Linked DNA regions of Homo sapiens: region 2 is linked to region 1. The links are chromatin loops, found by intact Hi-C in ENCODE. Cell type or tissue: psoas muscle. All regions are shown on one strand. Each heading gives the region's core, and the rest is flanking DNA. Links, peaks and the distances in the headings are about the cores only. Region 1 overlaps TPX2 (TPX2 microtubule nucleation factor). Region 2 has its middle 9.1 kb from the start of MYLK2.

Region 1 (2,916 bases), core at 145-2,644:
TCTCCTATGCTCACTGCAGCCAGAATTCCACAAGTATCTTTATAACAATGCTCTAATTGAGGTACTTAGTGTAGAAACATGATATTTTAGAATTGGGAGGAAACTTTGATTAACACCTAACCTTTGCAGTCTATAAGATATTAACTTAAAGCAAAAAGGGGTTCTCCAAGATCACACAACAAAAATCCTAAGGATCATGGTAAAAACAGTTACCAGAGGTGTTCATTACATGCCAGGTGCCATGATATACTAAATATGTATTCTTTCTGATATGCAAAACAATCCTGTAAAGCAGCAATTATTCCCAACCTAGAAGCTGAAGATCAGAAAGATTAAATGACTTGCCCAGTATCACACAGTTACGTAAAAACAGAGCCAGATCTGGACCTGAGGCTCGTGACTTCAGCACAATGTTCTTTCTACATCCTTCTGCCCTCTTACCTTGTGAATTAAAGAAGGGTGTTCATGAAGTTAAGCTATTTGCATAGAAAAGAATACTGTATTTATTTCCAAGTAAATCCATTCTCCATAGTCTTCTGTCTGGAATAGGGGTTCTTTGGTATCCCCAGTCTAAATTTTCCTCTCTCCTCCATTTCTACTTTCATTATTAAGCTTAACTCAATAAGCTTTTTGTCAGTGGTTCACAATAGTGTGTACTTGCTAGGGGCCATAAGCTGTGTGCCCTTGAATGTTTCTCAGTAACATTCAAGGATGACACTCTATATCTTCACACAAAAAGTAGATCTAAGCGGCCAGGCTCAGTGGCTCGCACCTGTAACCTCAGCACTTTGGGAGGCCGAGACAGGTGGATCACAGGGTGAGGAGATTGAGACCATCCTGGCTAACATGGTGAAACCCCGTCTCTACTAAAAATACAAAAAGAATTAGCCAGGCATGGTGGCGGTCACCTATAGTCCTAGCTACTCAGGAGGCTAAGGCAGGAGAATGGTGTGAACCCGGGAGGCAGAGCTTGCAGTGAGCCGAGATCACGCCACCGCATCCAGCCTGGGCAACAGTGCGAGACTCCGTCTCAAAAAAAAAGAAAAAAAAGTAGATGTAGTCCTGAACACAAAGGAACTTAACATCTACATAGACGCTAAGGTCCTATCATACACAATAAATAAGACAGTTTGTTTAAATTATACAGTATGAACTCTAAGTATAGAGAATTAGAAATTAACATGGCTGAAGTCAAGGTACGATTAAATATTTTTCATTGACCATGACCAAAACAGTAGCAAGTACATTAAAATGGAAGTTACCTCCTGATAGCCACTTTCCAAGCTTGGGGTAGCCATGGGACAGTTCTGGCCAATGAGAACTAAGTAAGAATCTGCTGAGGGATTCCTAGGAAAAAATTTTCTTTCCTGAAAACAGCTATAGCCCTTATTCCTGCCCTTTCCCTTTATCCTTCTTCTTGCCTTGAAGGCAAGCTGGAGCTATGGCAGTCATCTGGTATACATGAGTAGATGGCCAAGAGAACAATAAACATAGGGCTTAACATCAATGAGCTAATGACTATTAAAGATCAAATATCAGCTACTATATACCTCTAGACTTCTGGTGTTTTTTACAATTTTCCATGACCTGCTAAAAAGACTTCTTATACTAAAAAAAAATAGGCCAGGCACGGTAGCTCACACCTGTAATCCCAACACTTTGGAAGGCCAAGGCAGGCGGATCACCTGAGGTCAGGAGTTCGAGACCAGCCTCACCAACATGGTGAAACCCTGTCTCTAATAAAAATATAAAAATTAGCCAGGTGTGGTGGCAGGTGCCTGTAATCCCAGCTACTCGGGAGGCTGAGGCAGGAGAATCACTTGAACCCAGGAGGCGAAGGTTGCAGTGAGCTGAGATTGCGCCATTGCACTCCAGCCTGGGTGACAAGAGTGAGACTTCATCTCAGAAAATAATAATAATTATTGTATAAACCATTATAGCCACATTTTCTGTCACCTGTAGTCAAAAGCAATTCCAACTAACAGAAGTCCAGAATGCCCTCTCTGGCATTTACCACATGTATATGACAATAGGCAAGTCACTAATTCTCTGCCTACCTTCTTACCATAATCAAATAAGAAGCTACTTCAAGTGCTATGAAATACACTATTGTAAGGTATTATCACTGCTGATACCTTTCCTCTCCTTGACCACATTTCTATTCAAAGGATTTTTAGTGAAAGATTCCATGGTACTGACAGTGGTTAAAAACCCCTTGCTGCAAGGAGGAAATTTTCCTTTTCTTGTGAACAAATATGCTAGAAGACATGGGAAAATCTTGGATTCCCATGATCTTAATGCCTAACTCAGGTCACTGGGAAGGCTTCCCAGGCATGAATGTAATGAAGACGACTAAAGCTGGGGGAAGGAAGAGGCAGGAATGTAACATGCAGCAACCCCACTTAGCCTCAAAACCATGATTCCACCAAAGCATGATGCTGAAAACTACCTGGAAAGTGTTCAAATTTAACCCTTCACATCCTTTTTTTCTTTCTTTTTCATCTCTGTTTTTTAAAGAATCTAGCCTGTTGCTCAGGCTAGACTCGAACTCCTGGGCCCAAAGGATCCTCCCTCCTCAACCCCTCCTAAGTAGCTGGGCATGGTGGTGTGTGCCTGTAGTCCCAGCTAATCAGGAGGCTGAGGTGGGAGGATCATTTGAGTCCAGGAGTTTGAGGCCACAGTGACCCACGATTGCACCACTGCACTCTAACGTGGGCAACAGAGTGAGACTCTGTCTCTTAAAAGACAACAACAACAACAACAACAAAATAGTTAAGCAGTATTTATTTCCCTAGATCTATGTTTGCAGCCCAAAAGAAACTGAGCTTTCTCAAATTTTTATTAAATATTCATGACAAGCAATGATTGTCTAATCTCTTGATTTAAGGAAATAATCCTTCCCATTTACGTGGCCTA
Region 2 (2,916 bases), core at 279-2,778, 58 kb before region 1:
TGTCATATGACTTGTTGGAAGAACATATGGAAAAGCATTCTTCCCTCCGTCTTCATTCTGGGAATGGAGTCTTGGCTAAGGAGATAAAACATCCACTCAACAAGCTCAGCAGCTCTCCCGTGTCTAACTCAGTCAGACTGTACAAAGGTGACCCCTCAAGGGGCTGTGGAAGGGAGGAAGATGTTCTCACCCTGAGACAGGCTCTTGACTGGCTGGGCACTAAGGTCACAGGAGAGTGGCTGCTGGCTCCTTGGCCCATGGGTACCTGCATTAGGAGACCTGTTGTCTGTCAGGATTTGCAGGTCCCTCTCCTGGCACAGTGGTCCTCACACTTAGGCACGCATCACTGTCCCCTGGAGTGCTTGTTAAAATATACGTTGCTGGGCCCCACCCTCAGCGTGCCTGACTCAGTAGGTCTAGTGTGGGAATAAAGAATTTGCATTTCTAGTCCCTGATGATGCTGTTGCTGCTGGGCCACAGACCACACTCTGAGGACCACTGTCTTAGAGAATAAAAGTCCCACAGGCCAAGATGCTTAGGCCTCTGAGTAGCTCACAAGAGTAGCGTTGTGGTGTATGTGGGGAAACACAGAACACTGAGACCCAGTCATCAGTACAGCAAATGTTCCAAGGAGAGAGAGATGCACAAAAAGTGAAGCTCTGGCCTGGCGCGGTGGCTCACGCCTGTAATCCCAGCACTTTGGGAGCTTGAGACCAACCTGGCCGACATGGTGAAACCCTGTCTCTACTAAAAATACAAAAAAAATTAGCCGGGCCTGGTGGCAGGCACCTGTAATCCCAGCTACCCGGGAAGCTGAGGCAGGAGAATTGCTTGAACCCAAGAGATGGAGGGTGCAGTGAGCCGAGATGACACCACTGCACTCCAGCCTGGGCGACAGAGCGAGACTCTATCTCAAAAAAAAAAAAAAGTGAAGTGGTTTCATGAAGGGGAGGCGCACTGGCAACCCCTCCCAGCTCCTGAGTGACTGTGTGCTCTGTGTTGCTTCCCCCATTCGTTTTCTATTGCTGCAGTAACAAACTACCAAGAGAGAAAAAGCCTCTCTTGCTTGAACAAACTCCCATGAACCTCCTCCCCTGCAGAGATGTCTCCCTGCTTCTTTTGGCCAGCTGTTAACTAGAAGCTGCTGACCCTATCCTGTCAGGTTGTTAGCTGTGGGAAAATAGCAAAGGCCTCTGGCAATCCTTGGTGACACAGCCACTGACAACACTGAATATGTGACTCAAGCACGGCCACTCTGAGTCACACTGGCTAGCTGGGTGGGTAACAGTCACCATTGCTGCCCACAGTGCCTTTGGGGCATGGTAAGGCGGGAGAGAAATTCCCCTCCACTGTGCTAGAGGAAGGGTCCTTTCTAGCAAGATCATTCTAACTTCTATGAGGAGACTGAGACCCAGAGAATATAAACAACATGTTCAAAGTCACAAAGCGAGAGCAGCTCTCCCAGTTCCCAATCTAGGGTTTATTCCATGAAATAATTCTGTATTTCTCTTGAACCCTGTGCCAGTTATCCAAAAATAACCCAGGTCTCCTTGTCCATGAACACGTAAAAACTGAATCGCAACGGAGAGAAACAGAAAAAGAACAAGGTAAAGTCCATTTTATGGTGACATCCTTAAACTGCCTCCAACAATAGAAGGATTACTTCCAAAATAATCTCAATCTTGGGGGGGAAATCATATCTTGGATGGGAAGGACTTCTTTGTGGCAGTCTGCAAGAATTCACTGAACATTCTATGCAGTCTTTAACCAGTTCCAAGGTCAAGAAAAACATCAGAAAATATGTGTGCGTGTCAAGGGGACAGAATTATTCAGGGATTAGTCCCCTGGAGTGATCTGGGCTAGATTTCCGTTTCCAGAACAACCCTTGGAAAGTCCTCAACAAGATAGAACACTGGTCTCCAACATACTTCGTTGAAGTCCACATGGAAACCCAGGGACAGGAGAGCTTGCTCTCTTGCAGGGATTGAACAACTGGCTATAGAAGACATATAAATATAAAAGTAGGGCTGGTTTGGCTTAAAAAACTGCCTAGAAAAAAATCTAAAAATATTTAAGCTGAAAGGAGCCTTATTAATTGTTCCAGCTCAATCTTATTTGACGGATGTGGAAATTGAAGCCCCCAAAAGAGGAATAACTTGTTAAAGGTTACCCATCATTTCTCTAACCGGAGTGAGATTATAATCCCACCCTTCTTCCCAAAAGACACATCACAGCCCCAGGTAGAGTCTTTGTTTTGTTTTGTTTTGCTTTGTTTTGTTTTTCTAGATGGAGTCTTGCTCTGTCGCCCAGGCTGGAGTGCAGTGGCATGATCTTGGCTCACTGCAACCTCCGCCTCCCAGGTTCAAGCGATTCTCCTGCCGCAGCCTCCTGAGTAGCTGGGATTACAGGCGCCTGTCACCACGCTTGGCTAATTTTTGTATTTTTAGTATAGACAGGGTTTCACAATGTTGGTCAGGCTGGTCTCAAACTCCTGACTTTGTGATCCACCTGCCTCGGCCTCCCAAAGTGCTGGGATTACAGGCGTGAGCCACCGCACCCAACCTCCTGGTAGAGTTAAGAAAGACTAAGAGCTTTCTCCTTTCAAATCTGATCTAAAGTAGAGACAACAAATCTACTTGAAAATGTGGCATCCCAAGACTTTAAAGAACATAACTAGAATTATCTCCAGAAAGGCTTTGTTAAATGCCAATGAACGTTGTCTCTGGACATGGGTGTTAGTAATGTTGACATCATATCAGCCAAAAAGAGCTTTCCATTCAGCAAATGTGCAAGCCAGGATAATGTCATTAACTATGCTTTTGGGAAGGGCTTCTATTCACTTTCAAGCTTATATTTTAATTACAAACATAGACTGGTAAGTGGTTTGAGAACCACCATTTAAAGTTTAGAGACAGC

The links. A loop is a pair of places that touch in the nucleus more often than their neighbours do. Peaks named below come from ENCODE experiments on the same cell type or tissue, not always from the same donor. Only the 100,000 strongest peaks of a DNase experiment are listed, where the experiment ranks them.
Region 2: a loop joins it to region 1, with 2.8 times the contacts of the local background. A loop is called at or near these places in 10 of 110 quality-filtered maps.

What each region holds. Positions count from the first base shown.
Region 1 is chr20:31,750,748-31,753,663 of GRCh38, reverse strand. The region is part of intron 2 of TPX2 (TPX2 microtubule nucleation factor); the gene reads right to left. Among named protein-coding and RNA genes, the nearest start is that of TPX2, 13 kb to the right of the region's middle. In psoas muscle, for the core only: no CTCF peak of the experiment used is centred there; no DNase peak of the experiment used is centred there; H3K27ac peaks cover 1,968 bases.
Region 2 is chr20:31,808,780-31,811,695 of GRCh38, reverse strand. No RefSeq gene overlaps it. Among named protein-coding and RNA genes, the nearest start is that of MYLK2, 9.1 kb to the left of the region's middle. In psoas muscle, for the core only: no CTCF peak of the experiment used is centred there; a DNase peak (open chromatin) is centred at 1,265; H3K4me3 peaks cover 17 bases; H3K27ac peaks cover 2,500 bases.